Linked DNA regions of Mus musculus: region 2 is linked to region 1. A link is a loop called in an ENCODE intact Hi-C map of the cell type or tissue named here. Cell type or tissue: left cerebral cortex. All regions are shown on one strand. Links, peaks and the distances in the headings refer to the core of each region. The heading gives the core; the rest is flanking DNA.

Region 1 (15,197 bases), core at 4,323-12,322:
GGAACTTCGCCTTGTGTTGTGGTTTACTCCTTTCTTATTAGCAGAAGCCAGGGGAAAGTTCCATAATTACAAAAATTTGGGTTACTCTCGTTTGTGTGGATGGAACTGATGCTAGATTCTGTCTTTCCTCTGTGTCCCCATCTCTCTCTTACTTCCTTCCCCAGATGTCCTAAACTGTGATGGTACACCAGTTCTCCAAAGCCCCACCACCACCAATCTGACCCCACCAGCCATATCAAATGATGCCTATGCCAAGGTCTCCTTTCTGTCTGCATCCTAACATTGGTCCTCAGATGTCTCCCCTCTGACTTTCATTCTCAATTTTAAAAGGAATTACTCGCCCTCATTACCTTGTTACATGGTATGGTTTGAGTGACCAATTTAACAAGTGGGGCGTAGTCTTCTCTTGTGATGTTGCAAGGGTTCTTGGAAACAAATGCTCCTTTGAATGTACTCAGTATCTCCTGGCAGTTCTGATCTCTATAAAATGAAAGATGGAAAACAGATTTTAAAAATATTTTTGAAGAGTCTGGAGAGATGGCTCACGGTGGCTCCCAACAGTGTGTTCAGTTTCCAGAGCTAACACCTCCATCTGGCTTCCACAGTCACTGCACATACATGGTGCATGAACATATCTACAGACAAAACAACTCTACATGTAAAATAAATATCAATCTTAGGAACATATAAAAAAAATAAATAAAAGAAAAAAAGAAAGACATTGAAAAAGTTTAAAAAATATTTTTGGAACATAGATAGCAACAAGAAATACCCTTCATCTGGAATCATATACCCAGGGGCAGTCAGTTCTTGACACCATCCTATTAGCTGTGTAAAATGTCCCTGTGAGATGAAAATTACCTGAGGCTGAGGCTCTGTGAAATTAAAATGACCCAAGCATCTAATAACATTAAGAAGAAAATAGGAAGACACCAGCGTTTTCTGTCTCATACTACACCTTGTATAAAAAAAGTCCTTAAGGTTCTTTAGTACCCCCAGTAAGGGCAATGTTTCAAAACAGCAAGTAGAGAGGACCGAATGTTCCCAACACAGAGAAGTCATGAGCACCTGAGGCGATAGAGCTGTCTGTCACTGTTCTTTATACAGTGTATACATAGGCCAAATGCCACATTGTACTCATAAATATGTCCAATTACTCTGTGTCAGACTAAAACTTTAAGTAGGTAGGGTTACTGCAGGTGGGCTTGGTAATGTTGGGCGGGATCATCAGTGGCATTCATACCTCCCACTTCCACCCCACCCCCACCCCCACCCCAGGCAGTTCTGACCCTAGTTCGGGTTGAGAATCAGGGGATACAAATGAAAATGTGAAAGGTTTGATGGGGTTTCTTTCCAGAGTCTAGACTGAGAAGCTTAAGTTCATCAGCACCTGCCTTTGAAAACGATGCCAGGAAACCATTAGGGCCCTCTCCTTCCGTACCGTTTACATACATAAAAAGGAAAAGTGATGACATCATGTACTTTAGTGTCAATCAAAATTTATAGAGTACCATCACAGGCAATTGAGAAAATAGACGTTTGGCGGCTTCCCGGCTTCCAGGGTTTATGTTTTCTTTCTGGTAATTAATGCAGTGGCCTTCTCAAGAACTCTCTGTTCTAAGTCCCAACCGTCATAAAAATCTCTACGTCTTTCCTTTGGAGCATCTGCAGGACTTGAAACAGAAGAAGATGGAAGAAGGAGAGAACATTTTCCACTTCTGGAAGCGTGGTGGGAAAGAGCAGTTATCCTGCCCTGAGACCCTGCCACACAGCAGACCTTCTCATCAGCAAACTCTTATTTAAGTGCTGAAACTCACGTCCTTCACAAATTATTTCTATGCTTCTCTTAGGTCTTATATTCCAGTACAAGAAGTAATAAAGATTCAAGATACCCACTGGAGGAGGGCTGTCTGCTCAGGAGAGGAGACTGGAGTAGTACTGCTGAACATGACTTGGAAGACTTGATTCTTGGAAGAGTTGGTAATTTGCAGAGAATAACAAAAACATCTTGCATACATTATAAGTACAGTTTTTAAAATTAAAAAAAAATTATTGGTCCTTTGTGAATTTCACACCATGCATTCCAAACCCACCCATTTTACCCTTCAGTCCGGCAGCCTCCCCCTACCCAAAAGTGAACAAAAAATAAAATGAATTAAATAAAAATCTTGCTGTGGAAGTTGCCGCCTGTCATGGCACATACCACAGTATACGCATTTGTCCACACATCTTTCCTTGCAAATGTTCATTGCAATAAGTCATTGATTGGTCTTTCCCAAAGCCTCTAGCTTTTGTCACATCATCAATATTGGACCCTCACTGGAACTCTTCTCAGTTATCCTGTTGTCACCCTGTGTCATGGAGTGCCCACAGCTCGGGATCTGCAGGACCAGCCTCTTCATTTGCTCCAGCAGTTCATAGATGGGGTGGATGTTCTGGTGGGCCAACTCAGACCCCTGGATCTGGGCCTAGGTGGAAACTGAGTTGGTCAGCTCACCAGCTCTCCCATACATGTACCACTGGGACCAACTCTCCTACTTTAACCAAGCCAGGGGCAGGTCCAGCTCTCCTGCTCACATGCCCTCTGGCCACTCACCCTTGCTCTCATTACCACGACCAGTTATACGGTGCTGCCCAGGGGAAGAGATGTGGGGATCTGAGTGCTGCATTTGGTGAGGGACACAGGGCCAGCTCTCCCACACTCATCCTACTGGGACCAGCTCTTCAGCATCCCCAGCACCAGAGCCAGCTCTCCCATGGTGCCTAGGCAAGAGGCAGAGCCAGCCTTGTATAGTGCTTGGACATCAACAGGGCCTTAAGTGGCAGCCCATGCCAGAGACATCCTCATGGTCTTTGGTGTTAACTCTGGCCACAGACATCAGCACAGACTCTGGCTGGAGCAGTGCCACAGAAGCAGACACGGCCCTTGGTAGCACCCGGGCTCAGACATCACCATGGCTCCTCATGTCTGCCTGTTTCTAACTGCTATCCAGTTCCACTTCTCTCTACAGTACATGATTTGCTCAGCTCCACCCTCCTCTCTTCTGTCTCTCCACTAAGTACTCTCTCTTCTCCCTCTTTCCCCTGTTCTTCACATATTCACTCAGGGGAGTAGCTCTGGGCACTTAGGTGTCTTTTTCCTGGCTGCTCCAGGAAATAATGTTTTGTTTTGTTCGTTTATTGTTGTTATTGTTGTTGTTGTTTTGTTTTCTAATACTTTTTAAATTTCTCTATGTATTTGAATTTTTTTTACCTTGTAACAAATTAAAAATAATGTTAAGATCTAACTTTTAGGGGCAAAGTTCTACAGTAAGACATTTAAAATATCCTTTCCTTTTTCCAGCTAAAACTTTTCTTTCTTTAAAGACAGTTGAGCATGCCAAGTGATACTGGTTACCATCTTTATGATTCAAGGTGAGCACCCCCAAAATTGTTCTCATCCACCACTGTAATCCTGCAAAAATATGCTTCACAATTTTTACCTAAGCATGCCTCAAAAGTGTCTACTATCTTTTCTTCTTGAGCCTGCTGCTTGCAGCAACTCTTTCTCTGATCTTATTTCTCAGCTGTGCTTGTCTTTAGTTTGCAATCATCAAGATGCAAACTCTACTTTGGTTATAATAACAGAATTTATGAGTTTTGGGACTATGACACCTAACAGTACTGGGTAGTTTTGTTTTGTTTTGTTTTGTTTTGTTTTGTTTTGTTTTGTTTTGTTTTGTTTTGTTTTGTTTTGTTTAGTACTAGGAACTAAATACAGTATCACACATGCTAGGCAAGTGCTCTACCACTGAGATGCACCTTCTGCTTGACTCTGTTTAAGTGTCCAGGTAAATAGTCAGGATGTTTGTAACTCATCCGTATTAACACCCCACCCCTCCTTTACCCAGTCCCTGGCTACCACAATTCTTTCTATTTCCTTCAATCTGATAGGCATCTCACAAACCTGGAATCTTTGTAAATGGCTAATTTTACTTAGCATGATGTTCCCAGCTATATTACATCTTAATTAGGGTCGCTCCTGCTATGATCAGGTTACATCATGACCAAAGCAGCTGATAGAAGAAAGCTTTTAATTGGGAGCTTGCTTAGGGTTTCAGAGGGAGAGTCTCAGAGGACAGAGAGCATCACGCTGGAGCAGTAACTAAGAATGCACATTCTAATCTGCAAGGAGCGGGTGGTGGGGGTGTGTTTGTGGGGGGGAGTCTGAGTCTGGCATGGACTTTTGAAACATTAAAACCCACTCCCAGGGACACGCCTCCAATAAGGCCACACTTCCCAGTCATTCCTAAATAGTTCAACTGGAAACCAAAAATTCACATATTTGAGCCTGTGGGGGTCATTCCCATTCAAACCTCCACGTATGTATTAAATTTCCTCCCTTTTAAAGGCTGAACAACATTTCACTGTATAACAGTATCGCTTTGTCTGACCATCAGTCAATGTGCATGTAGGCTGTCTCATTCCTCTGTTGCATATTTTCCAGGGGGGTTGCCATAAGTCTTACATGTCTAGGATGCTATCAAATAAACCGTTTCTGTCCTCGGTGTCCATCCCTCATCCTGAAGCCCAAGGATGTGAAAGGAAGGAGGACTACAGACCTTTTACAATGAACTTTTCTTTTCCAACTTTAAAATATGTCCTTGTTAAGTCACACACAAACCACAGAGGGATGCCAGGCCCAGACTTTGCCAGTAAGGTCAAGGAGAAAGGAAATGAAAGATCTCAAACAAAATGAAAAACAGATGGTGCACTCTACTAAGGTCCCTGAGTTCCCCCTTTCTTTCCTGCGTAAGGTGTATGCTTTTTAGATCAGAACAGAAGCTAAAGTCATCTGATTCTTTGTGTTGCCAGAAGAAAAAAGATTTCATTTTCTTTTCCCAGAATTCTTCACTTTGTTTGAATTTTCTGAACGTCATACTTTACAGATTTTGAATACATTTTCTGGAACTGATGCTATAAGTATAATATACTCAAGGGCATCCTGCTAAGTGCCTAGAGAAATAAGGTTTTGTTTGGTCCCTAGCATCCAGATGATAAGGAGACTGAGACAGTTCCCTGCTTTCGTTCTTTTCATCTCTCTCCAGAGTAAGAGAGCTGGTAGCAAAGCTAGTTGCCTTAGCTCCTCCTCCCCAGGACAGGAAATGGACAGGGGTTTTCGTGGAGATGCTGGGAGATGAAGGACAAACAGCTCTGGATTCAGAGAGCACAAACAATGTGACCTCATACCCGATCCTCATCTGAAGTCTCTTCAATTCACCACAAGCAGTTTGACACAACACCAACATCAGATAAAGCAATGGTAGATTGCAATGTGAATACAGACAAAAACAAAACAAAAAGAAATCACAAACATGAAGAAATGATGCCGAATCCTTCCTTGTACCTGGCTGATTGAAGTGATTGCTGCATCTTAACTATCCAAACCTAGGCCTTCATCTTGTTTCCAGCCCGGTAGAGAAAAATTTTTCAAGATTTCATATCAGAGAATTAGACTCATCCTGTTGATTCCATGACACTGTTCAAGTAAAGCCAGCTTCCTTGAACCTTCCCTTAAACTCTTAAAACCAAGCCAACTCCCCCCTCCACGAACCTTTGCTGTGAATGTTTCCTTCTTACAGAGAGCAACAAACCCAACCCACACAATTATAGGATGCTCCCAGTGGTCCTAGGTTATGCTCTAAAGCAGGTGGTTCTCAACCTTCCTAGTGCTGCGACCCTTTACGACCCTTTAATACAGTTTCTCGTGTTATGGTGATCCCCAACTATAAAATAATTTGTTGCTACTTCATAACTAATTTTGTTATTAATATGAATCATAATATAAATATCAAATATGCAGAACATCTGATATGGGACCTCTGTGAAAGGGTTGTTCCCCAGAAAAGGGATTGAGACCACAAGTTGAGAACCACTGGTCTAGACATTAATGAGCAATCTTGGGATACAAAAGAATCCAAAGGCCCATGACAATTGAGATGCCTTCATAAGTATGTGCATTGGACAGAAGTTTCATAAGAAGCCCCTCTTAGCCTCTTGACTTGCTGAAACAAAGACTTTCCTGGTGAAGAAGAATCTTAGTCTGAGGGCAGGTTTTTTCCTTGTTTTCCAAAATGGAGTCCTACAGTTTTTGGTATAGAGTAAGTTAGCCCACATGTCAAGACTAGAGGTCAACGCGTGCATCCTCTTTTCTACTCCTCTGCTCCTGCCAACAGAGCTTCACTTGTTCTGTTCCCACCACTCACTACCTCTCATGCCTTCCCTTTCCTCTGAGTTTTTCAAGGTTGGCTGACTCCAGGTGAGCAAAGGCAGAAAACAGCAACAGAGGAAAGGTCAGACAGTTGTGACCGTGCCATAATGTTCCTGTGAGTGGAACACTGCCCAAGATACCAATGACTCATGCTCACATCAAAAGCTCACACCAGCCAGCAGAGGACTCTATGTCTCTTACTTAGAAGTAAAGAAGCTCAGAGCAGCTTAGCCTTGTCCAAGGCCAACTAGCTAGCTCCAGAACTGCCTTGCAGGCCAGATGTTGTTGTCTTTGCTAGACAATGTTGCCCCCTACAGGAAAATCCAAACTTTGCACCTATGTTTCTAATAGAGTTGCTTCTAGAAGAAAAAAAAGTGATTCATATGATTCTAGGTCTCAGGAGATGTTCAAGATTAGTACTGAACGGTCATGCCTAGATGCTAGAATAATATCATCAGGGAAGGAAAAGGTAAGGTCTTGTAATGAGGGGAAACATATATATGATTGTTAAATCCAGTTGTTATTATTATTAAATTTTCTCTCATATATTATATCCCCTCTCTCCTCTTCTTCCAGGCCTTTCCACCACCCCCTTCCACTTCTCCTCCATTTCCCTTCAGAAGAGAGCAGGCCTCCCAGAGACATCAACCAAACATGGCATATCAAGTTACAATAAGACTAAGGACCTCTCCTCAAATTAAGGCTGGATGAGGTGACCCAGTGGGAGGAAAAGGGTCCCCAAAGCTTGCAAAAAAAAAAAAAAGTCATAGACAAGTCCTGCTCCCACTGCTAGGAGTCCCACAAGAAGATCAGGCTATATAACCATAACTATATGCCAAGGGCCTAGGTTAGACCCATGCAGGCTCCCTGATCACTGGTTCAGTCTCTGTGAGCTCCTACTGGCCCAGGTTAGTTGATTCTGTTAGTTTTGTGGTGTCCTTGTCCCCTCGGACTCTTACAATCTTCCTCCCCCTCTTCTACAGGATTCCCTGAGCTCTGCCTAATGTTAGGTTGTGAGCCTCTGCATCTGTTTCCATAGCTACTTACTGGATGGAGCCTCTCTCCTTCATACAAGTATAGCAGAATATCATAGAATATCATTTTTTGCTTTTTTCCTGGTTATGTCTGTCTCTTGGTCATCCAGCCTTCGGGTTTTGGCCCTCTAGGCAGTGTCAGGGCTGGGCTCCCTCTCATGGCATAGGTCTGAAGCTAGACCAATCATTGGTTGGCCACTTCTACAATTTCTGTGCCACCTCTACCCAACACATCTTGTAGGCAAGAATTGTAGGTCAAATGCTGGGTTGGTGGTCCAATCTCTCCACTGGAAGTCTTGCCTGGTTACAGGAGATGATTGATTCAGGTTCCATATCTTCCCTTATTAGAAGTCTAGGGTCACTCTTGTAGATTTGTGGGAGTTTCCATTGTACTATGTTTCTATCTCACCCCCCCCCAAATGCACCCCAATTTCAGTTGTCTCTCCAGGTTCCCTCTCCCTTCATCTTCACCCTGACCTAATCCTGTTCCCATACTTACCCATCTCCAGCTCACCTTTGATATCTATTCTATTTCTCCTTCCCAGGGAGATTCATGAGTCACCCCTTGAGCCCTCCTTATTACTTAGCCTCTCTAGTTTTGTGGATTGTAGCATGATTATTCTTTATTTTACAACTATGTACAAGCCAGTACATACTATATATGTCTTTCTGGGTCTGTAAACCCAGTTTTTATATTGACAGCTTTCACTGGGTTTTAGAATGTCACTGCCACCACTCCCATAAGAACCACATTTCTACCTTTATAATGTGCCACTCCTGTGGAAGGCTCCCAAACCCTAAATTTTACCATTCCTTCAACACATCTGGCTCTTAAGATAAGGATTCACAGTCTATGAACTTTCCAGCTAGCTGGTCTACCAGGTCAAGCTGTCTCTGCAGGGACTAGCTTGAGTCTTGAATTTGAGGCCACTACAGCCTATATTTAAAGTAGAGACTGCCACCTTGTGGGAGAAATGGGTGATCAGTGAGATGCAAAGAAGCGATGAGGATTTTCTAAGCAGGGTCTTTATATAAGAAAATTCTTGAGGTTGAAGGTGTCCCTAGAAAGAGCTAAATCACAAATTTGAAAAACAGTAAGAGAGGGGAAAGGGGGGCAGGATCAGGTGTGGGAGAAGAGGGGGGAGATGTACAGAGGGTCTGGAAATTGAACAAAGGTGTGTAGCAATGGGAGATAGGAAACTAGGCGTAACCAACAGAAAGTCCCAGACACCATGAAAGCAAGAGGCTCCCAGGACCTGACAGGGAAGATATTAGCTGAAATACCCAACAAAGGGGAGAGAGAACCTGTAGAGACCATATCAAGAGGTGAGGAATGGCCCCTGGTTGACAGATGGGGCCACCTACCCTTCTCAAAAATTTTAACCCAGAATTGCCCTTGTCTAAAGGAAATACAGGGACAAAGAGTGGAGCAGAGATAGAAGGAAAGGCCACCAAGAGACTGCCCCACCTGGGGATCCATCCCATATGCAGCCCCCAAACCCAGACACTATTGCTGATGCTTGCTGACAGGAACCTGATATAGCTGTCTCCTGAGAGGCTCTGCCAGAGCCTTCCCAATGCTTGCAGCCAACTGAGCACAGGTTCCCCAGTGAAGGAGTTAGGGGAAGGACGGAAGGAGCTGAAGGGTTTGCAACACCATAGGAAGAGCAACAATACCAGCTAACCAGATCCCCCAGAGCTTCCAGGGACTAAACCACCAACCAAAGAGTACACCTGGGGGGACCCAGAGCTCTACCTGCATATGTAGCAGAGGATGGTCTTATCTGGCATCAATAGGAGGAGAGGCCTTTGGTCCTATGAAACCTTGATGCTCCAGCAAAGGGGAATGCTAGGGCAGTGAGGCAGGAGTGGGTTGGTGGGTTGGGAGTACCCTCATAGAAGCAGGAGGGAGAGGTGGTTTAGAGAGGAAAAAAGGAAGAGGGATAACATTTGAAATGTAAATAAATAAAATAACTAATAAAAATTTTTTAAAAAGAAAAAGAAAAACGTTTAGTTAAATTCTACCATGTGTTAGGTGCAGAGGGTAAAACTGAGAACAAGAAAAAAAACCTATGAAAGTTGTGGAACATACTAGAATATTACAATTTTGTGTGAAAATAGGGAGAAATGGCTAGGATAAGAGCTTTAGGGGTGGACAGCAAATGGTATTTAACAGTATATAAGGTGGGGACATTAGATGACATTGAACAAAGAATTGAAGGGAGACAGAGCCTTAGAGTAGTAACTTCCAATGGAGTAATGTTCTGGATAGAAGGCCCTAGCATCTGATGTGTTAACAAGAAACCATTTGGCTGGAGCAAAGCAAGTGAGAAGGAGATGATGGAAACAAAGAAAGAAAGGCAAATTTGACCTTCACCATGGACTTTTATCTATTGTGGCATTAGAGGCAACAGAACACTTTGTGCACAGGAAATAGGAGATATCAGAATGCCCTTCTTTGCAGGCTGTACTCTGAAGGAAGTAGGGACAAAAGCAGGTAGATCAGTATTCATGACACAAAGATCCGACTTTGAGCCATGGAGGAGGAAGGGAAGATATAAGTCAAGATAGGAAAAAAGTAGCCAAGAATGGTGGTGTACACCTTTAATCCTGTAAGGTGTGCCTGGTCTACAGAGCAAGTTCCGGGACAGCCAGGGCTACACAGAGAAACCCTGTCTTGAAAAATGAAGAAAGAGAGGAAAGAGGAGGAAGAAGAAGGAAGAAGAAGAGGATGGAGGAAGGGGAGGAGGAGGAGGAAGAAAGAGGAAGGAGGAGCAAAGAGAAGAAGGAGGAAGAGGAGGAGGAAGGAAAGAAGGACGGAGAGGAAGAAGGCAGAGGGGAGAAAAGAAAAAATAAGAAAAGGCGATAGATTCTGAGTTCACTGTGGATTTCTAGTGGACTGAGTATGTGTGAATATATGGTGTTAGAGAAATTATAGAGTCAGTAACTAGAAGGATGAATAGGCCATCAACTGGAAAAGCGCTTCCAGCAGAAGTCACCTTGACCATGGGTTCCATTTAGAATAGGGACTTGAAATGCCTGTAAGACACCCAAAGGAAGTAACAGAATAGGGTTGTGACAAGGACAAAGGAGAGATGGTGATGAGCTCATTAGAAGTACTGGAAGATGAAACATGGACAACAGCACAAAGCAAAAAGGAGGGTTGTGACAAATGCTAAGTGAACACAACATGTTACACTGAAGGAAGTGCTCTACAGTGACAGATCCTCCTGGTTCCCCAAGGAAGAGAAAGACTGAGACAAGACCTTTGAAGTATTGGGAAGGAAGTTGTGCCAAGATCTGCATGCTTTCCACATGTAATGGCATGGGTAGGGAGGATCTGCTTTTCTTCCATTTATGTCAAATACTGTAGCTTGAAAAAATTCATTTGGGAGAACACTGCCTTCACTTAAATATAGTACAAATATGCAATGGAGGAAGCGGCAGGTCCAAATCCATCTTCTGTGCCCTCGTTTTTCTTGGCCAGTTCAACGCTTAGCATGTTTTCCTTTAGGATAATAACCAAGCTTCCTTATCAGCCCTCAGTTTGGTTGGAAAATTTCCCAAAAGTGTACATCAGAAGCATCAAAAAGTTGAGGTTTAGCAATTCTGTGTCAGTCATTTGTAATCTCTTCAAATTCCTGTGTTCTCCAAAACCTATTTATCATTTTCCCTTAAAAATTCCCAATGTCACGAATGCAAATTTATAGAATACACTGATACTGCACCAGTACAGTATAACTTGATCTGATCTATGTGGAAGAGATCACATCCTGAGAAACAAGTCCAGAAAAAGTCTCTTTTCTCTTTTTTTCTTGCTTTTGAGGCAAGCTTTCATGTAGCCCAGGCTGGCTGTAAACTTAGGCAGCTGAGGACAGTTTTGAACTTCTGATTCTCCTGTCTCAGTCTCCCAAATTTTGGGATTCCACCACATCAAGTTTTATGAGGTGCTAAAGATCAACCCTCAGCTTAGCACATATTAGGCAAGCATTCTACAGACACAGCTACATGCCAACCCTGAGTCTTGTTCTTTTTATAACTTCACTTCAGGAACTAACCCTTGGTAGGAGATGGGCACTCTTCTGTGTATCGTATCCTAATGGCTTTGTTCTTTTCCACCAGGCCCTGTCTCCTAAAGGTTTTCCAATCACTATGTCACCACAATGAGGGCTAAGCTTTGAGGACAAGCTCTTGGGCAATATACTCAAACCATGTCTATCCCTTCCAAAAAATTATTCTTTAAAACTATATCCTTACCTTTCAAATTATCTCCAGCACTATTCAAAACAGTTTTGTGGTTTCTCCAAAAGTCAGGCATCCATCTGCCATTTAGTCCAGTTCTTTATTTCTGGATAACCCCCGCCTTTCCAAATGAAACTATATGACCATATATTAATTTATACATTAATGTCCAGAGTACCTTCATTCATCATATTCAAAATGTGAATATAAGCCAAATGTCCATCAACCAGTAAATGGATAAACAAATTATCATATACAGACACAGTTGACTTAGTAATAAAAAGAAACCAACTTTTATAATAAATTAGGTATGTATGTGTGTGTGCATATGCAAGGGTGGCATATGGGTGTGTGAAGTGTATACCCATACCCATGTGCTGATGAGTGCACTTTTGTACATACACAGAGGTGTCCCACTCTGTCACTCTGTACTTTATTCCTTTGAGACAGGATCTCTCACTGAACTAGATAGAGCTAAGCTTTTGACCAGCAAACCTCAGTGAACCCCAGATTCTACTCCCCTCAGCTCCGGTATGGGTACATGCAACTGTAGGGCAAGTGGGCCGTGCCAGCAGAAGGGCGTAAGAACTGGTGCGGTGGGGTGTGCTTACACCCCGCGATGCTCCGAGATCTGAGACAGCGGGAGCAGAGCTGCTTCCTCCATGTCTCGGAACCTGCTCTGGAATACATAATCACAACACCTATCTGAGAGGAAGATGGGCAGTCAGTCACATAACGCAGCACCAGGAGTCCTTCCCCATGCAATGAGAGCATCACCAACGTCTCAAACTGAGCCAATAGGAAACATTTACGCCCACCTCTCAAATCCTGTCCCACTCCCCCAAGCTTCTTATAGTCCCTCTCCACATGGAAGAAAATGCACAAGTTATTTTCCCCGAGGATCATCTGAGACTGGCTGTCTTTACTGAGCTGTAACACTTGGGAAGAGCTCTCTCTCCAGAAGCATTCATCATATTATTGGATCTTGGACTGGCATCTAGGCTCTCGCTGCCCACAGAGGCTTACATCAGCACTCCTGCCGCTTTCAAGGGCTCTCTGCCCCTGCTACCTGCCCCACACAGACTGCCGTACGGCTTTACCCTCTTTTAAGGAGCTGTAATACTCCCGGCATTCCAGAGCAGAGTCCTGTGGAACCTATTTGTCCCACGCTCTGTTTCCCACTCCTCGGTCTGACTTCTGATGGACAGCAGATCACAAGCAACCACATCTACCTTCTTACATGGGAACTGGAATCGGAACTTAAATGGACAGTGGAAGTGGCATTACTAACCCTAGGTTAAGGTCAAATATTCAATAAATAGCATTCATGTTGCTGATTACACAGCTGAGGGTGGGGATAAAATCATTTTCCTAGTTTCACCATACGCAGGGACGCATTCCAGATAGTTAAAAGACTTGGCTATGAAAAGTAGTAGTTACAGCTTTTAAACCCCTTCTTTTCATAATGTCATATATATACATACATTCCCAAGCAAGGCACAAAGGCACACACATAAGAGAAAATATAAATTTCAATGACATTTAGATTCTCAGGATAAAGGGTTCCATAAAGTCAAGAATGAAGGCACAGATTGAGAGAACATGCTTGTAACCATATTATTGACAAGAGAATAGGAAGTTGAACATATAAACAAAAAAGACTGTTCAGTAGTAAGACGGGCAAAGCAGAAGAAGTCATAATGACCAGTGAATGGATAGAAGATGATCAGCTGGCCTAAGCGATCAGGGAAATGGAGCCAAAGCCAGTGTCACCGGTCCAGAGAGCACTCGGAGAGATCGTGCAAGGAGACTGGACTCTGCAGGTGTGGAGAGTACATTTCAGTGCTGTGTCCACATGTGACATGCCCAGCACAGCTGGCCCTAACCAAACAAATGTCTTCACCCCTCTTCTCTGTTTGGATAACATGTCTCCACAGAAGATCTCAGAATATCAAACACTTCTTGAACCACCTCCTTACGCCTCGGGTTAGCCATGCAGGCCACTTCCGGCCAACGAAATTTAAGGAGAATGCAGAAGAGTGAAGAAAGGATTCCTGGAAAGACATTGTTATGGAATGAGAGGAGTCCCAAAATGAATGCCAGTCCTCCTGATCTTTTTTACTCGAGATGTGATTATGTGAGCACACAGTGGTTAGAATTGCTGCAGCCATTTTTTGACAAAGGCTTGAGGATAAAAGATGCCCCAGGAGATGAAAGACTAGAAACAAAGAGCCTGACTCTCACTGATCCGCTAAGCTAACCCTGAAGTCACCACACTTCTGGGTATCTCATTATATAGATATTATACATCTCTCACTTAAAGTCTTTTTTTGAGCTCTATTGAATATAGCTCCAAAACATTTAATTGGCATACCCAGTGTGGTGGGTTGAACTGCGTCCTCACCAAGATGTTCAAACCTTACCCCACTATCTCTGATTGTATTCTTATTTGGAAATAAGATATTCACAGAATATTTCTCTCTCTCTCTCTCTCTCTCTCTCTCTCTCCCTCCCTCTCTCTCTTTATATATACCTGTTGAGCACATTTAGTGTGGCTTGGGACTAAATTATTTCAGTAATGACCATTTTGTATTAGGTAATCAATTAGGGGGCTCATTCAAGGGTGAGGTGAATTCATCCAAAGAGGCTGTCAATTGGAGATGAATATTAGAGGAAGATCATGGTAGTGGGAAAGGAGGAAAGGAAAGAAAGTGATGTAATTATACTTTAGCTTGAAAATTTTTTACACTGCTAAAACCCATCTTTGTAGATGATCGACTTTATATGAAGTCATTGAGACAGTTCCACATTCCATATGGCTGAGAGACTGAGGCTGAGGAGACGGCTCAGTGGGTAAAGTGCATGCTGTCAGCTTGAGGACCTGAGTTCAAGTCCTCAGCATTCACGTAAAAGTTAGGCACAGCTGAATGTGGGGAGCAGAGATGAAGCCCACAGCCCTCAGCGGCCAGCCAGTCTAGCCAAAATCCCAGGTTCAGTGAGAGCCCTTGCTTCACAATAAAATGAAGAGCAAGAGAGAAAGACAACCAGTGTTGTTCTCTGGCCATATAGACACAAACGCCCTCTCGAGCACATGCACACACACATACGGACACGAGCACAAACAGACACACACAATACATACACAGACATTCACAGGTACATGCACATACATATGCATACACACACAGAGAGACGGAGACAGAGACAGAGACAGAGACAGAAAGGAAAAGTTGGCTATAAAGACAAACATGTATGTACAGAGAGAATACAATATATAATATGAAGACTAACAGAACTCCTTGAACCCATGCAAGAATGTCTAAAGATCCCAAGAGCTGGTAAAAGGGCATGGAACAGAGTTCCTCACAGCCTCCAGAAGTCACCCCTGCAGCCATCTTCACTTTTGACTCCCAGAATTCAGGACTGCCAGGAAGTACATTTCTATTGTTGAAGCGGTGTTTAGTAAGTGTCTGTTTTAGTTTTAGCAAACTAAGAAGCCAGTGGAAGCAACTGTGGTACATTCTATGGCTCATATTTGTACATAGATAAATGCCATCCAGACTGTAAGATATACTTCACCAGGAAAAAAAACAAAAGGCAGAATAGTTAATTCCACAGAGTGAAAGTGTGCAAGGAGCACAAATTAAGAACAGCTGGAGCCAGTACTTTCT
Region 2 (15,197 bases), core at 3,255-11,254, 1.5 Mb before region 1:
GCCTCGAACTCAGAAATCTGCCTGCCTCTGCCTCCCGAGTGCTGGGATTAAAGGCGTGCACCACCAATTTCTATTCAAGCGGCAACAACAGCAAGGAGGAACAGCAGCTTCCTAGAGCTACCCCCTGAGGCGCTCTCATTTGTATCCTTTCCAGAGTTCCCAGAATTAAATTATATGCAGCTGGGAAAGATCACACCTCTGCTAGTGCAGGAAGCAAATCACAGTCACCTGATGGGAAGCAGCCTCTTATCCTACTCCTGGGATTAAAACAAGAACTGTATTCACAGAACAGAACTGGGCTTTTAAAGCAACCAAAACTCATTACAAACATGTCAAGGAGAGGTGGATGATGGTGTTAAACGCTGCTGAGAAGGCTATTGAGAGCTGGAAATTAGCTACTGACAACTTCCATTGGGATCTTGAGGGGAAGCTTCAGGACAGTATCAGGTTTGAGAAGACAAGTGAGCCTTATATGAGTAGAGGAATTGGTGTACAGACACCTTTAACTCCTACTGGATGGGGTCTGTGAACTTAGTCCTTGCATATAATCTAGACGTGTCTACCAGGCTTCGTTTCTGCGTTGTTCCTAGGTAGGCTCTACTGCTAAAGTTTATTGAGGAGTCGATACAATACATGGGCTTTGGATTCTGGTTTATTGAACTTTCAGGTTCCGTCAGCCTGTCTGGAGTGTGTCTCCCCTAGGTGCTCATTTTCAGCCAGATTGTTCTCAAAATGGGTTTTGCTAGCTGGGAGGTCAGCCTGTGAGTTTCTGGAAGCCCAGCTTTTTCACAGCTTCTGGGAATGGTCAGAGCTGCATGGCATGGCTGTAGACTGCTAACGAAGTGCCTGTTGTGGTCTGTTAAGTAAGCAATTGAGATTGAGTCTAACTCACCCACAGCAGTGGGGTGGAGAACTAGGTAGTCTGAGGAAGGGGTTCTGCGTTGGCATTCAGTTATTCCACTTATTTCTGTATAAGCCTGAGACTCTGCATGTTTCAGTAATAGGGTAAGGTCAAAATCATCTCCAAGGATGAAACAAATGTAGGCTAATGGTCTGGCATACTCACGCGCTCAGAATGTTGTGCCTTTCATGAGATAGTGTGTATCAACAGCTCATTGTGTGTGTGTGTTTGTGAGTGTGTATGTGTGTGGTGTGTGCATGCATGCACATACACATGTGTGTGTGTGAGTACACATGTATGAGCTGGTATGTGAGCATGTGTGTGCACATATGGAAGCCAGAGATCAACCTCAGGTATTATTCTAACATCTAGGACCTGGGCTTCGCTCATAGGGATAGATTAGCTGGCAAGTGAGCCCAGGATCCACCTGTCTTCACCTCCCAGCCCTGAGATCACAGCTGTGCACCATTGTGTCCAGCTTTTCACGTGGTGCTGGGGGTTGAACCCAGCTCCTCTTGCTTGCTTTATTGACAGCTATCACTGGTCTTTACATTTTTATTCATGTTTTTAGGTAGCATACAAAGCAATGCATTTCATGACATTTATGTACATGAATGTCATTGCACCTTGCTCAGTCGCCCACCACTCTCCCTGGTTCCCTTCAAATAGTACCCTTCTATCTTCATGCCATGTGCATGTATATTATATATATGCACGTGTTGGGAGACCCTATTATTAAGGTAGCAGTCCACCATGTCTGGATAGCTCTATGAACTCTGCTTTCCTTCTCTACTGACCTTATCTGGACCCCGCATAGAGCTTCCTGCAAACGCTGCATGGATCAGCACATAAGTCCCACTCAGCCTTTCCCAATAATGATAATTGAGAACTGTGTTATGATCAATAATTAACCCTTCCCACCTATAACTCTCCAACCCCTTATATACTCTACCCCGGAGTAGAGCTGTCTGACTGAGGCTGTCTCTCTGGAGGTCCTTACATCATACTTAGAGCTGTTTGAACTCTGCTTGCCACTTCTGGTCCCTTTGCCTTTGTGAGTGAGTGGTCAGTGACCCCTGAGAAGGGAGACCCATACACATGTTTTATATGTGCATATATATATATATATGTATATATATATATATATATATATATATATATATATATATATATAAATCAATCTATATTCTGCATATAAGAGAAATTTTACCTTAACCTCTTGTCCCCTCTTCTTAGATCCCTTCCTCCTTTTGTAATACCTCTTTCCTTTGATATGACATATATATTTATGCCTATATTTATTTCCCCATATGAAAGAAAATATTTGTTCTTTTAGTCCCTGTTTATTAATTTTTCCCTAACTTTCATTATTTCTTTGCATATACTGCTTTGAGTTTTGCTTGTTCTCGATTATATAAAACCATGAGGTATACCATTGAGTTATTTATTTTTATTTTTAATGTAACCACAGCTATAAGCTTTCTTTATGGAGCTACCTTTGCTTTCAGTGACTCAGTTTTTTTTTTTAATTAGATATTTTCTTTATTTACATTTCAAATGCTATCCAGAAAGTTCCCTATACCCTTTCCACTCCCTGCTCCCCTACCCACCCACTCCCACTTCTTGGCCCTGGCGTTCCCCTGTACTGGGGCATATAAAGTTTGCAAGACCAACGGGCCTCTCTTCCCAGTGATGGCCGACTAGGCCATCTTCTGCTACATATGTAGCTAGAGATATGAGCTCTGGGGGTACTGGTTAGTTTAGTGACTCAGTTTTATTTCCAAATAACATCTCATATGGATATATCACGTCCACTTTTTAGTTGGTTGACATTTGAGTCCCTGTAGCCTTTTGCCCATTATGAAGTGTGCTGCTATGAATATTCATGTGAAAATTTATTTGTATGTTTTCATTTTTCTTGCATCATCTGAGCTAATAATTCCAGTATATGGTAGGTAAGAACCAGTCACTAGGACAAAGGCTGGTAATGGACGTATCCTATGTCATAAATTACTGAAATCTTAGGAACAACCCCGAAGACCCTCAGTCGGATGCTGTTAAATACCCACCACATTAATATTTCTCTAACATTTACCTGTTATAGGATCGACTTTATGGGTATTCTGCAGTCTTCACAGATTCAGGAAGGGACCTTCTGTTTCTCTGTCTGTTTTGCTGAGGAGAGCAAAGAATGGAGAATTACTGTCTCCCTCCCAACCCCCAGTCCTAGAAAAGAGAGAATCTTGCCCACATCACACAGCTACATCACATAGCAACAGCCAGCCGGGCTTTCAGGGCACTGCACTCTTATCAGACTGCAAGTAAGTAGTGCACTTAACTAGCACAACTCTGTTAAAAATATACATGATGGTGCTATTAAGGATCTGTTTGAGATAATTCTTAGTGATGTAAGAAAGTCCTCATCACACATGTCATGTAGGTGACGTCATTCCAATCACACTAAAACATTCTGTCATCATGAAGATTTCACCATTACTGAAATCATTGCTGTCCTGTCATGGCTAGTGGGTCAGGGTGTGGCTGGCTATGTTCTGAGTAATGGTGAATCTATATAATAACTGTTAATAGATTCAGTGAAATACTGAGTAGCATAGATAGAAAAGGCTAGATGAAAAATGCAAACATCAACATGAGCTAGGGACCCTGGTCATAGGAAGTCTTATTTTAGAATTATTAATTTTTTAACCTTTTATTGATTCTTTGTGAATTTCATTCATATCATGTATCCCAGTCCTGCTCATCTCCCCATCCCCTCATACCCACTCCCCCCACAAGCACACACACACACACACACACACACACACACAGCATATAAAAACATGTCATCATGGAAGCTGTAGTATGTCACAGTGTGTCCCACAGTATGTTCCTCTGTCCACACATCTTCGCTTACAAATGTTCATTGCAACGAGTCAAGGTTTTTGGCTTCTGTGACATCATCAATATTGGATCCGCACTGGGACTCCTGGCTATCCGGTTGTTGCCCCGTGTAGTAGAGATGCAGAAACCTTTGGATCAGCAAGACTAGCCCTTTCACGCATCCCAACTCTTCATAGATGATACAGCTTTGGGGTAGTTCAACTCAGAGCCCTGCATCTGGGGCTGGGTTGTACCCAAGGTAGTCAGCTTTTGGGCTCTCCCTTATCCACAACACCAGGGCATGTTCTCCAGCACGGCCCCAGCTAGGTTACCCAATACTGGCAGAGTCAGTTCTAGAATTATTAATTTTTTTTAGTGTGTGTGTGTTTATCTGTCTGTCTATCAGAGTATATATTAAGTGAGTTCAGTGCCTTCAGGGGCCAGAAGAAGGCTCCAGATCCCCCAGGAGCCAGTGTTACAGAAGGGTGTGAGCAACTTGATGTGGATTCTGGGAATCGAACTTGAGTTCTCTGGAAAAGTCCCAAGTGCTCTTACCTGATGAGCCATCTCTCCCACTCCTGTGGAGGTTCCCTAAGTTTAGACACAAGTTGATCCCCAGTACTGTCTTCTGTTGGAGAAATATGATTTATTCAGTTTCTCCTCATTTAATTATTTGTCCTCAGTTATGTATTGTTCATTTTTCTTGCTGGCTGATGAACAATAGCAGACCTTATTTATCTGCACCCTGATGTTAATGAATACTGACTTATTGATTGACACTTTCTTTTACTTGTGAGTCTCAGGAGTGACAATGCCTGGTGACTACTGTGGGTCATGGTGTACTGAGGAGTCACTGTTCTAACTCCTCACCATTTACTCCATCCTCACGATGACCCTATTGAATAGGCATTGTTAGCTCCCATTTTACAGATGAGAAAACAGGTGCAATGAGGTACGACTATATATATGAATGACTGGTAAAACCTGCCCTACTAGGACAGTTTCACCTTCTCTCATTAGCCTTTCTGGGGTTTGTCCTTTGAGGAATCCTTTGGACTGTGGGACATCAAAGTGCTTTAAATCCACACATAAGTTTAAACAGCTGACAGGCAGCTCTACTGCTGTCTGCTGATCCAGGTGCTGGGGGACTCATCACAACCTAGGTTAAGGGCCAGGCTCTACTGCCCAGCACTGACCCAACTTGATAGTGGGATGTGTTGGCCCCCTGCCTCCCCTGCCTCCCTGTTTCTTTTCCTGGGTTTCCTGCCCTCAGACCTTCTATCTCAATTCAGTTCGCCTGCAACCTTTATCTTTCCTGTTCCTCTTTGGAGGGTGGTGGCAATGTAAACTATCTTAAAACTCTACAACTGTCTTTGTTAAGTTTGCTAATATTGAATTCCTGTCTCATCAGACTGCAAGATCTTGTCAGCAGAGAGTGCTTCATCAGTCATGTGGTGGTTCATAGCTGTTTAGTCTAGAAAGAGAGAGATCATGGGTCTGTAAATGACCCACAGGCTAGGCACTGGAGGCTCATGGTCTCCCTAATGAGCTTTCTGTTTAATCTCCTTGAATCTACAATAACCCTAGATAGCAGAACCTATTTCACACATGAGGAAGAAGGTAAGAGAGGTTAGGCTGCAGAGTCACATGGCTTTGGGAAGGAAGTACATCAATTTTGAGCTCTAGACTGATTCCCAAGAATCTTCTGTTGAATTACCAAGGAACCATGGACAAGTCTTCTGGGAGAATACAGGCTTGAGGGAATGCAGAAAGAGGAGGAAGACTCAGGTGGCAAAGACCACATCATAAAATGCACTTAGCTAGTAGTTTTATCTTGTAGTTTACAGGGCACACTGGACCACTGAAACCAAGTCCTTCAATGGAGGAATGGATTCAGAAAATTGCTACGCACACTCCAGTGAAGTTTGCTTGGCAGGCCGAGAGGCCTGGAAGCACTCATGAGGCAAAGAGTTTCACAGAAACTCACCTCCTGGAGCTTTGGCGTTCTCATTAACCCGTATACTCATACCCTATCCCCGTGTTAGTCTGGTGTATAGATCCACGTGCTCTCTTTTAGTATTATTTTATTATAAGTGCTTTTAAAGATTGAATTCTGACATAGTTAAGCCTTTGCCAGTGTTCCAATGTCCTAGAAAATGCTTGAAGCTGAGCTTGGAATCCGGTATGAATGCAGTAAGGAAGTTACCTATTCAGTAACTAATTAAGCATTACAAAAGACAGAACCAGCAGCTCAGAGCTGGTCTGCAGAGTATTTACTAAGGACAGTAGCAAATCTCACCCAAACAAGGGAATGCCATGAAAGAGCCAGGGAATCCCACTGAGATAGAAATCTTTAGTACTGGCTACATTGCATATTAGAAGCAAGTTGGTGAATTCTGACAAATGGAGATTCTCCACAGATACTTAAAAGTTACACTCACACAAGAAATTATCAGGGCCCAGGATAGGGGGGTTGTGGTATTGCAGTATTCATGAGGAGGTCTGCTAAAGTAGAACCCCTGGAGGTGGGCTTAACAATAGACTAGCTTTACACCTGGCTCCCTTCTCAGTGGCAGTGACCTGGTCCCTGCCTTCTTTTGATGTATACATTCATTTTGTATTATGTCACTGTAACTTGGTGGATTGTATCTCGTCTGGTTTCTTGCTATTCTTCTGTATAAAAAGTTTGATGCTTGACTTGACAAATTACATTCAGATTCTACACAATCTCCTGTGTTGATCTGTCTGTCATTCGCCAACTCCTTGCCCATCTGCACCCAGAGGGTCTGCGGCAGAAAATGTGGCACATTTACACAGTAGAGTACTACTCAGCTATTAAAAACAATGACTTCATGAAACTCTTAGGCAAATGGATAGAACTAGAAAATATCCTGAGTGAGGTAACCCAGTCACAAAAGGACACACATGGTATGCACCCACTGATAAGTGGATATTAGCCCAAAAGCTTGAAATACCCAAAATACAATTCACAGACCACATGCAGCTCAAGAAGAAGGAAGACCAAAGTGTTGATGCTTCGCTCCTCCTTAGAAGGGGGAACAAAATACTCACAGGAGGAAATATGGAGACAATGTGTGAAGGAAAAGCCATCCAGAGACTGCCCCACCTGGGAATCCATCCCACATACAGTTACCAAACCCAGACACTATTGTGGATGCCAAGAAGTGCTTGCTGACAGGAGCTTGATATAGCTGTCTCCTGAGAGGCTCTGCCAGAGCCTGACAAATACAGAGGTGAATGCTCAGAGCCAACCATTGGACTGAGCACCGGGTCTCCAATGGAGGAGTTAGAGAAGGGACCGAAAGAGCTGAAGAGGTTTGCAACCCCATAGGAAGAACAACAGTATCAATCAACTAGATCTCCCCAGAGCTCCCAGAGACTAAACCACCAACCAAAGAGTACACATGGAGGGACCCATGGCTCTAGCTGCATATGTAGCAGAGGATGGCCTTGTCAGGTATCAATAAGAGAAGAGGCCCTTGGTCCTGTGAAGTCTCAATGGCCCTGTGTAGGGGAATGCCAGGGCAGGGAGGCAGGCAGGAGTGGGTGGGTGGGTGGGGAACACCCTCATAGAAGCAGGGGGAGGTGGGGGCAGGGGTTTTTCTAGGGCAGAGAACTGGGAAAGGGGATAACATTTGAAATGTAAATAAAGAAAATATCCAATAAAAAGGAGAAGAAAAAAAGAAAAGAAAAGAAAAGAGCATTTTGAAGGCAGTATGCAGTTTGAAACAATTCCACAAGGGGGCAGGCGTCGGCAACAGATGCACATAGGTGCTGGGCAACTCCGTAAGGAACAAGGCTCCTTAGACTCAGACTCTGTGCAGACATAGGATGACAAGCCACCTGCCAGTGCTGGAGACCACTGCTGTGCATGCTGCCGCCTTCTTGTTCATGTACCTCCCCCTCCCTCATCCTTCATGTTTACTTCTTTCACCGAAATGAAAATTGGTTGACTACAGAGCAGACACTTCCTAAACCTCTCAAGGTAGGTGCTTCTAAATGAGCTGTTCACAGCCTGTGGGTGGCAGCCCATTCGGGGTTGCACATTAGGTATCCTGCACAACAGATATTTACACTATGATTCATAACAACAGAAAAATTACAATTGTGAAGTAGCAACGAAAATAATTTTATGGCTGGGGTCACCACAACAGGAGGATTTGTATTCAAGGGTCACAGCCACTGCTCTAAGCCATCGCTCGAGCAGGCCCTTAAAGTCCCTGAAAGAGAAACACAACACAGCACAGACAACGGGAGTAGCCTCCATGTTAGCACATATCTTAGCCCCAGGGAAAGACCTGGTCCCCTACTATTTGTATCAGCACCCCTGGTATAGGTTCTGTCACTCTCCATACTTAGAAAATGGTAAGTGACCCTAGCTTAGGCCCACTTAACATTTATTGAGTACTTACTATGTGTCAAGCTTGTGTCCACCCTGAGATTCTCGAGAAAAAAAAATTCAGTTCCACAATTTTGAACCAAATTTAAAGCAAGCTTTAATTAAATGCTGGCCAGGTAGAGGACTCTGGCCAGGTCTACTCCTGGGTTCCCAGGGAATGGCCACAAGTTACATTTTTCAAGGACTTAAAAAGGCAAAACCCACAATTCATTGCATTTCCCATTAGTTCCAAACCAGGGGCTAACATATATCCTGACATATTTTCCTGCCTATGTGACTTCTGCCTACATCCAATCAAATACATCTGGTATAAAAAAAATTAAGTAAACTTGTTCAGGGGAGTCAAAATGCATGGCTTGTTAATTCCCAAGAACTACAGCTTCCAGTATTCCAGAAAGTTATCTTGACCTTGCATAAGTGGGGCCTACAGGTAAACTCCGACTCTTACACTTGGTACTGGGAAATCTAGCAGAAATCTCTCCTCTACCTTCTCCTCTCTTCCCCTCCCCCTCCCCATCTTCCCCTCTATCTCCTATTTTATCATATGTGTAAGGACGCTTTGTGAAGTAATATCATACACTTAGATTCCAGGAATCAGGCCCCTTACATATTGGGGGCCTTATTTTATCTTACAGTAGACATGGATGAATATACAGGGACACCTCCAAGTAAAGGTTAGCAAATACTGCCTTATGTCACAGCTGCCTCCTTAAAGGCCTTTTTGGGACTCTGCACTCTTTTGGGACCTTTGTGGATAAGGTTTAGGCAGAGGAAGACTTCAGTATCTGAAAGTGAAATCACTTACTAGTAAGTGTAGGCCATGTCATGAGATCCCCTTTCGGGGAACTGGTGACCTGGAGTTAAACCTGGAAGTTAAGGGTGCAAAGAGCTGATCTGTCCACACGAAGGTTTGAGAAGACTTAGAGTAATGGCTGCACTCAGCTTTGCTGAGGTGGATCAAGGCTGTGCACACTTGGCATGCTCATGATTTATCCGGAGGGTTTCATTTTTGCCATGCAACTTTTCTGTTATTTGGAAATTTGTGTGTGTGTGTTCACGCACAGGCACATCATATGTGCTTCAAAGAAATGACGGACTCCTGCTGGCTAAAATTTTTCTTCCTGCTCCCCTCCTCTCCCCGGTTAAGGGAAGGCTGATTTCTCTATCTGTATCTTGAGTGACAGAGAGGAGCACCCATGGTGATAAGTGACACAGACACAGGCAAGCTGGAGAGCAAACCTGAGCCAAACATCGGGGGAGCCTGGGTCTTCCTCTCACTTTAACCCAGGAGTCCTTACCGTGACCCTTGGATCCACAAACACTATACATTGGCCTTGAAAGAGCCAGCTAGAATTCCAGTCAACTCTGCGTGGCTCCAAGGGAGTTCTGGAATTTGCAACACGTATGCTGGTGCCTGCTTCGGATCTGCTAATCTCAAGTCTTGCCAGGACTTCAGCATTGTATCAAGTTGATCCTTCAGGGTCAAGCTGGATAATTGTTCCCTGATGGTGGTTTGGTGTGGAGAATAGCTCTTGATGGGGTATCAAAGATCAACAAAACCAGACACTGAAGTGTTAAGGATGGATTCAGTCAGCAACAGGCTAGCATAATGGGTGAAAAACGGAACTTCATGCAGAGCTGGCTAGATATTTTCAAGGAAGGATGAAGGGGGAGGGGAATAGAGGGGGAGGGGCAGGAGAGTCTGGACAGTGACAGTTTATGAAGTGTGGGATGGAGGACTTGGTCTCTGTGCAACCTATCTAGGTTTGCTAACTGACACTTAATGAGGTCAGGCCCCTCCCTTTCACAGAGCGTGGGAGATGAGCCCTATCTTCAGAGACTCTTCCAAAAGGCAGCACACTCTTTTGGAAGCTTCTAGTTTCCTCTGGCAGGCACTGTAAGATGGCCGAGGGTGATATAGCCTTGAACTGTTAGGAACTATGGAAGTGAATTTTTTTTTTTCTCAAGTCTTTTTGTGCCAAGCTTGATAAACAGTCTGGAAAGAGTTCAGAACTTGGTTAAAATGTAGTTAGGGAGAGAATCTTGGTCAAGAGTATCTTCTATGCCATGACCAAGAGTGTTCCTTAGTATACCATTATGTCATGGTGGTACCAGGAGGCTTTGACATTAAGGTATCACTGCCAAGAAAAATACCCAAATCTATCTATCTATCTATCTATCTATCTATCTATCTATCTATCTATCTATCTATCTATCTATCCGTCCATCCATCTATCATCATCTGTCATCTTCTATCATCTCTTTTTCTATCAATGTATTTACCATATACCTGTCATCTATCATCTATCTCTAATATCTAATCCATATCATCTATGAGTTGATCTATATCTATTGTCTATGCCTCAAATCTGCACCATTTGTTATCTTTTTATCATTATTTATCAGGTATGCATGTATATATAAATTTGTGTATATGAATATATAATTGTATGTGTGTATAATTGTGAATGTGCGTATGATTGCATGCATATATGTATGAATGTATGTGTGTGATTGTATACATGTACGTATTGAACTATCCCTTGAAGAGCTTCTCTGAGCCTCTAATATGTGCATTGTAAATCTCTAAGAGGGAGGTTTTTTTGAGGTCACTGTCTAAAGAAGCTGTGCCTAGCACTGAGCAAGTATCCAGTTGTGTGTGTGGCATGAGCTAGTTAGTAGATGTCATGGATGATTGACTTCAGGAGGCTAAAGCGAGAAAGATGATTTCCCCCAGTTTATACAGTTTAGTATAACCTCAGCTATGGCAATGGTTACATGTATAATTATAACATTTGGGGTAAGCAGGAAAAGACACCCAGAGACTTGCCGCCTCCTGCATGGCATAGTAGGCCAAGACACACAGAGGCCCACATGCCACCATACCATGCAGTGTGGGCAGGAAAAAACTTCTCAGAGACTCACCCACTGCCATGCCACATGGGCAGACTGTAGGCATACAGAGACCTGCTTGCTGCCCTGCTAGATAGTATGGGCAGAGGAGGTCACCCAGAGGCCTACTGTGTGGCCCGCTGGCAGCGGGATTACTACATATACACGTGGGAGAGAAAGAGAAGCAGAGATTGAGCGTTCTGTTTTGAATAGCCAGAGTTGCTACCTGTGGCTGTGATGAAGTCCCAGCCAGTGCTGAGGGCCGTGTTTGGGTCTGTGGTCAGGCAGTGGCAGGGGTTGGTCCGTGGTTCATATTATTACTAGAGACATGGAGGCATCCCTGGTGTGAGCAGCCTGAAACCACATGGATGTCCAAGGACTGTGCAGAACTGGCCCTGGCCCGCTCTGGTACATACAGTACAACACTTAGGAGAGCGGGCCCTGTCCCTTGCCTGAGCAGCACAGTAGAGCTGGCCTTGGTGGTGGGGTGGGGTGGTGGTGGGGTTGGGAGGGTATGAGGGCTGGGAGTATGTGAGTCAGCTCCTAGTTCAAGAAAGAGGGAGAGCTTTTCCCACCACGTGTCTACTGTGATATGGCATGGGCATGGAGTGATGCCCCCCCCCCCCCGCCCCGCCCCTGTGGCAGTTGGGAGAGCTGGCTCAGTGGTCATGAGAACAGAAGAGGTTACTCTGCTCCTCACTGGCTGCAGTACTAGGGAGAGTGGACCTTGCACGTTACCTGGGCAACACAGTGGAGCTGGCCTTGAAGGCAAGGGTGAGCCAGCCCTGAAGGCGTGAGAGAGTGGAGCTGGCCCTGCTTCTTGCTGGTTCCAGCACTCAGGAGAGTGGGGCCCACACCTTGACTGGGCAGCACAGTGGAGCTGGCTCTGGTGGGTGCAGGTGATCTGGACCCCAAGATCAAGAGAGCTGGAGAGCTGACCCTGCCCTCTGCCTGTAGGCGGCACTGTGGAGCTGGCTGCAGCAGTGCTGGAGAGCTTGCCCTGGTGCTGCAGATAAGGGAGAGGCCAGTGAACTGATCACCTCCATTACCACCCAGGTCCAGATCCAGGGCTCTGAGTTGGCCCGCCCTAAAATCTATCTCATTTGTGAACTGTTGGGACATGTGAAAGGGCCAGTCCTGCTGATCCAACGCTGCAGGATCTCCATGACACAGGGCAACAACAGGAAAACTGGAAGGAGTTGGATGAGGATCCACTAATGACAGCAGCTAGAGGCCTTGAACAAGACCAACGAATTTTTTGCAAGTAGAGATGTGTGGACAGAGGGATACACTGTGGGACACACTGTGATACACTACCGCTTCCACGAGATGTTTTCTATGCTTTGTTTTATTTCTTTATTTGGTTTTTATTTTCTTTTGTGAGGGAGGTTGCAAAGGCAGAGAGAGGGAAGATATGGGGGGCTGGGGAGATGAGTGAGACTGGGGTACATGATGTGAAACTCATAGAAAATCAATAAAAAGTAAAAAAAAAAATCTATAACATTTGGGGCTAGAGAGATGGCTCAGCAATTAAGAAGTCACATGCTCTTTCAAAGGACCACAGTTTGGTTCCCGTCACTCATGTTGGGCATTGTACAACTGCCTAAAACTCAGCTCCAGAGAGATCTCTGACCTCTCTGACCTCTGAGCACCTGTACTCATGTCATCACCCTCCACCCCATCACACAGATAGACATATAATTAGAAATAAGGTAACTATTTTAAGGGTGTAAGCATTCACTATGCGCATAACTACAGTTTATAAAGAACTATTGTGTTCCGGGGGTGATGCTAGGCTTTCTTCTCTTTGTAATTTTAGAAGAAACATAATGAGTCATTTCACAGATTCATGGGATGAGTGTGGGGGTCTCATTCAGTAGAAGTAATCGTCACAAAGCAGTCGTGATAGCCTGGGAAAGATGCCACCTAACTTGGTATCATATATGAAGGACCCAAATCCTGCTGAACCCCAAGCTACTTGAAAAGTATGTAATTAATGACAGTGAGATTTATAATTAGTCACCAGCAGTGTTCAGCTCTATGACATATGGCATTTGTTCTGGATGTAGGTCTTTCCTGTTTCAGGGAACTGTGGTGTCTTGTACGTCATTAGGTGAAAGCAGGCAACCAGGTTAAACTCTAATTAAATGTTACTGTTATTTGGGGAAAAAAAAAGAAACCTTATATTGATGTCTTACTGACTTGATCAGTGGATTAGAACATTTAGACATTATGGGCTGTCTAATGCATGTCTCACACTACCCAGAAAGCCTTCCTTGATTTTATAACAAAGTTGAAATAAAGAAAATTAATATGGAGAGGATGACAATATAGGGAAGGGATTCTGTTTTTCCTGGTTTTCTTTGACCCTCTATCAAGGCTTTGTGAGTGGCTAGGTACTTTCCTGAGCTGTGGGTTCCAAGCTGGAAGTCACATTCCTAGAGGACAAGACAGTTCAATGGTCAATGTGTCTTGTCTTCCTGTGTAGCATTCATGGATGGGTTGTCTGTGTAGGAAGTGAAATAGCCTTTCCTAAGTAGAATAGAACCTTGAGTCCAGAGAGCACATTGCTGAGTATGCTCTTGTTATATAGGAAAGTGAGCATAAGGCAGAATCTCCCATAAATCTAATGTTGTCGAGGCAGCATGACAAGGATTGAGAACCATAGAGGTTTAGTAACTGATTATGGACAGTTTCACCATGTGATTGACATTGTGCCTATGGGTGATTGCTGCCTTTAAGGCTTTTAGATCCCAGAAAAGGACCTACAATTGCACTGTGAGATAGATGAGAGTTCACCTCTCCAGTCCTCAGGTTTCTGTGTGACTTCTGGCAGGTTACTTCTCCTCTCCGTTTTTTACTTCCTTATCTCTAACCTGGAAGATTAGCCACTCCCTTCTGAGCTTATCAAAACCTAAAGATACCATATTTAAGTTCTAGCAGAGTACTCTGTATACCCAGCCCCGAGTATACCAGCTTCTTTTCTCCCACTTTCTATGTTTTAAGAGTAAATAATAACTTAGGGCCAGGAAGGAGATATATATATATATCTGGAGATAGGTTATAGTTGTCCTAGAAAAAAACAAAGATGCCACATGATGAAGGAATCCTATCCCTTCTCTCAGGGCTTGACTTTAAGCTACTCAGTAGACACCATTCTGGGTTTGGGAATGATCTCGGGACAATGGGATTGTCCTGGTTATCAAATTATAGTTACAAGTGAATACTACATTATTTCTTCTTTTAAAATATAGATTGCATGGATTTATGGGCTGGTTCTGATTAGTAGAGGGATGGCCAGTCTCTGGAGTCACAGTATTTACTAGCCATATACTTAGGAAAGGTTTATAGATGTTTTCAGCTTCAGGTTTCATGTATTTCATGTTAGAAGACCAATTCCTTTTTCCTGGGAGCCTTGTGGTAATGAAATGAGGTAATATCTTAAAAATAGAATTCATCTTATATAATATACCCATATATCAACCTATATATAATAACCTATTAATGATGCCATAACAAAACAATCAGGGTTGGATAGTTGGTAGATAATAGAGATATATTTCTTACAGTTCTGGGAGCTTATAAATTGATGATCTTGCTGCCAGAACTTCAGTATCTGGGAAGGGCTCTCTGCTTCCAAGCCTGAGCATTGCCTTGTGTCTTCATGTGGAAGACAGCATGGCAGGAAGGGCTCAGGCAGGTCTTCCAACCTTTGGTAATGCCATTTATTTTATTCACGAGGACAAAGTCCCTCCTCAAGGCACTACCTCTTAATGTTGTAATGTTGGGATAAATCATAGCATGGATTTTGGCAAGGTCATAAATGTCTAAATCATAGTAATATTTTTTCCGTTTTTTGCTTGTTTGAGACTGAGTCCTACAGTGGAGCCCTGTTAAGATTTGGGAGAGACTTCAAGATGGGCTTCATGCATTTCAAATTATGACAAGGTCACGAGACTACAAGAGCCTGGGGTGGAAGGTTGTGATTTCAAGTGAGCCATTTGGGTTTCAAGTTGACCAGAGGTTGGCTTAGGATGGTTCATTTTGAGTGGCCACTTGACTAGAGTCAGAAAGGATGGGGGAATCAGTGAGAAGTTAAGGAGT

The links. Peaks named below come from ENCODE experiments on the same cell type or tissue, not always from the same donor. Only the 100,000 strongest peaks of a DNase experiment are listed, where the experiment ranks them.
Region 2: it touches region 1 in a loop (3-fold over the local background); 3 of 42 quality-filtered maps call a loop at or near these places.

What each region holds. Positions count from the first base shown.
Region 1 is chr5:43,885,616-43,900,812 of GRCm38, reverse strand. It overlaps Cd38 (CD38 antigen), which reads right to left. Exons shown (of 8, transcript NM_007646.5): 2 at 351-480. Among named protein-coding and RNA genes, the nearest start is that of Gm16015, 17 kb to the left of the region's middle. In left cerebral cortex, for the core only: CTCF peaks have their summits at 6,560 (motif pointing left) and 8,257 (motif pointing left); DNase peaks (open chromatin) are centred at 6,551 and 8,240.
Region 2 is chr5:45,416,826-45,432,022 of GRCm38, reverse strand. D5Ertd615e (DNA segment, Chr 5, ERATO Doi 615, expressed) reads left to right here and starts at 7,623. Exons shown (of 6, transcript NR_131933.1): 1 at 7,623-7,787. In left cerebral cortex, for the core only: a CTCF peak has its summit at 7,533 (motif pointing right); a DNase peak (open chromatin) is centred at 7,550.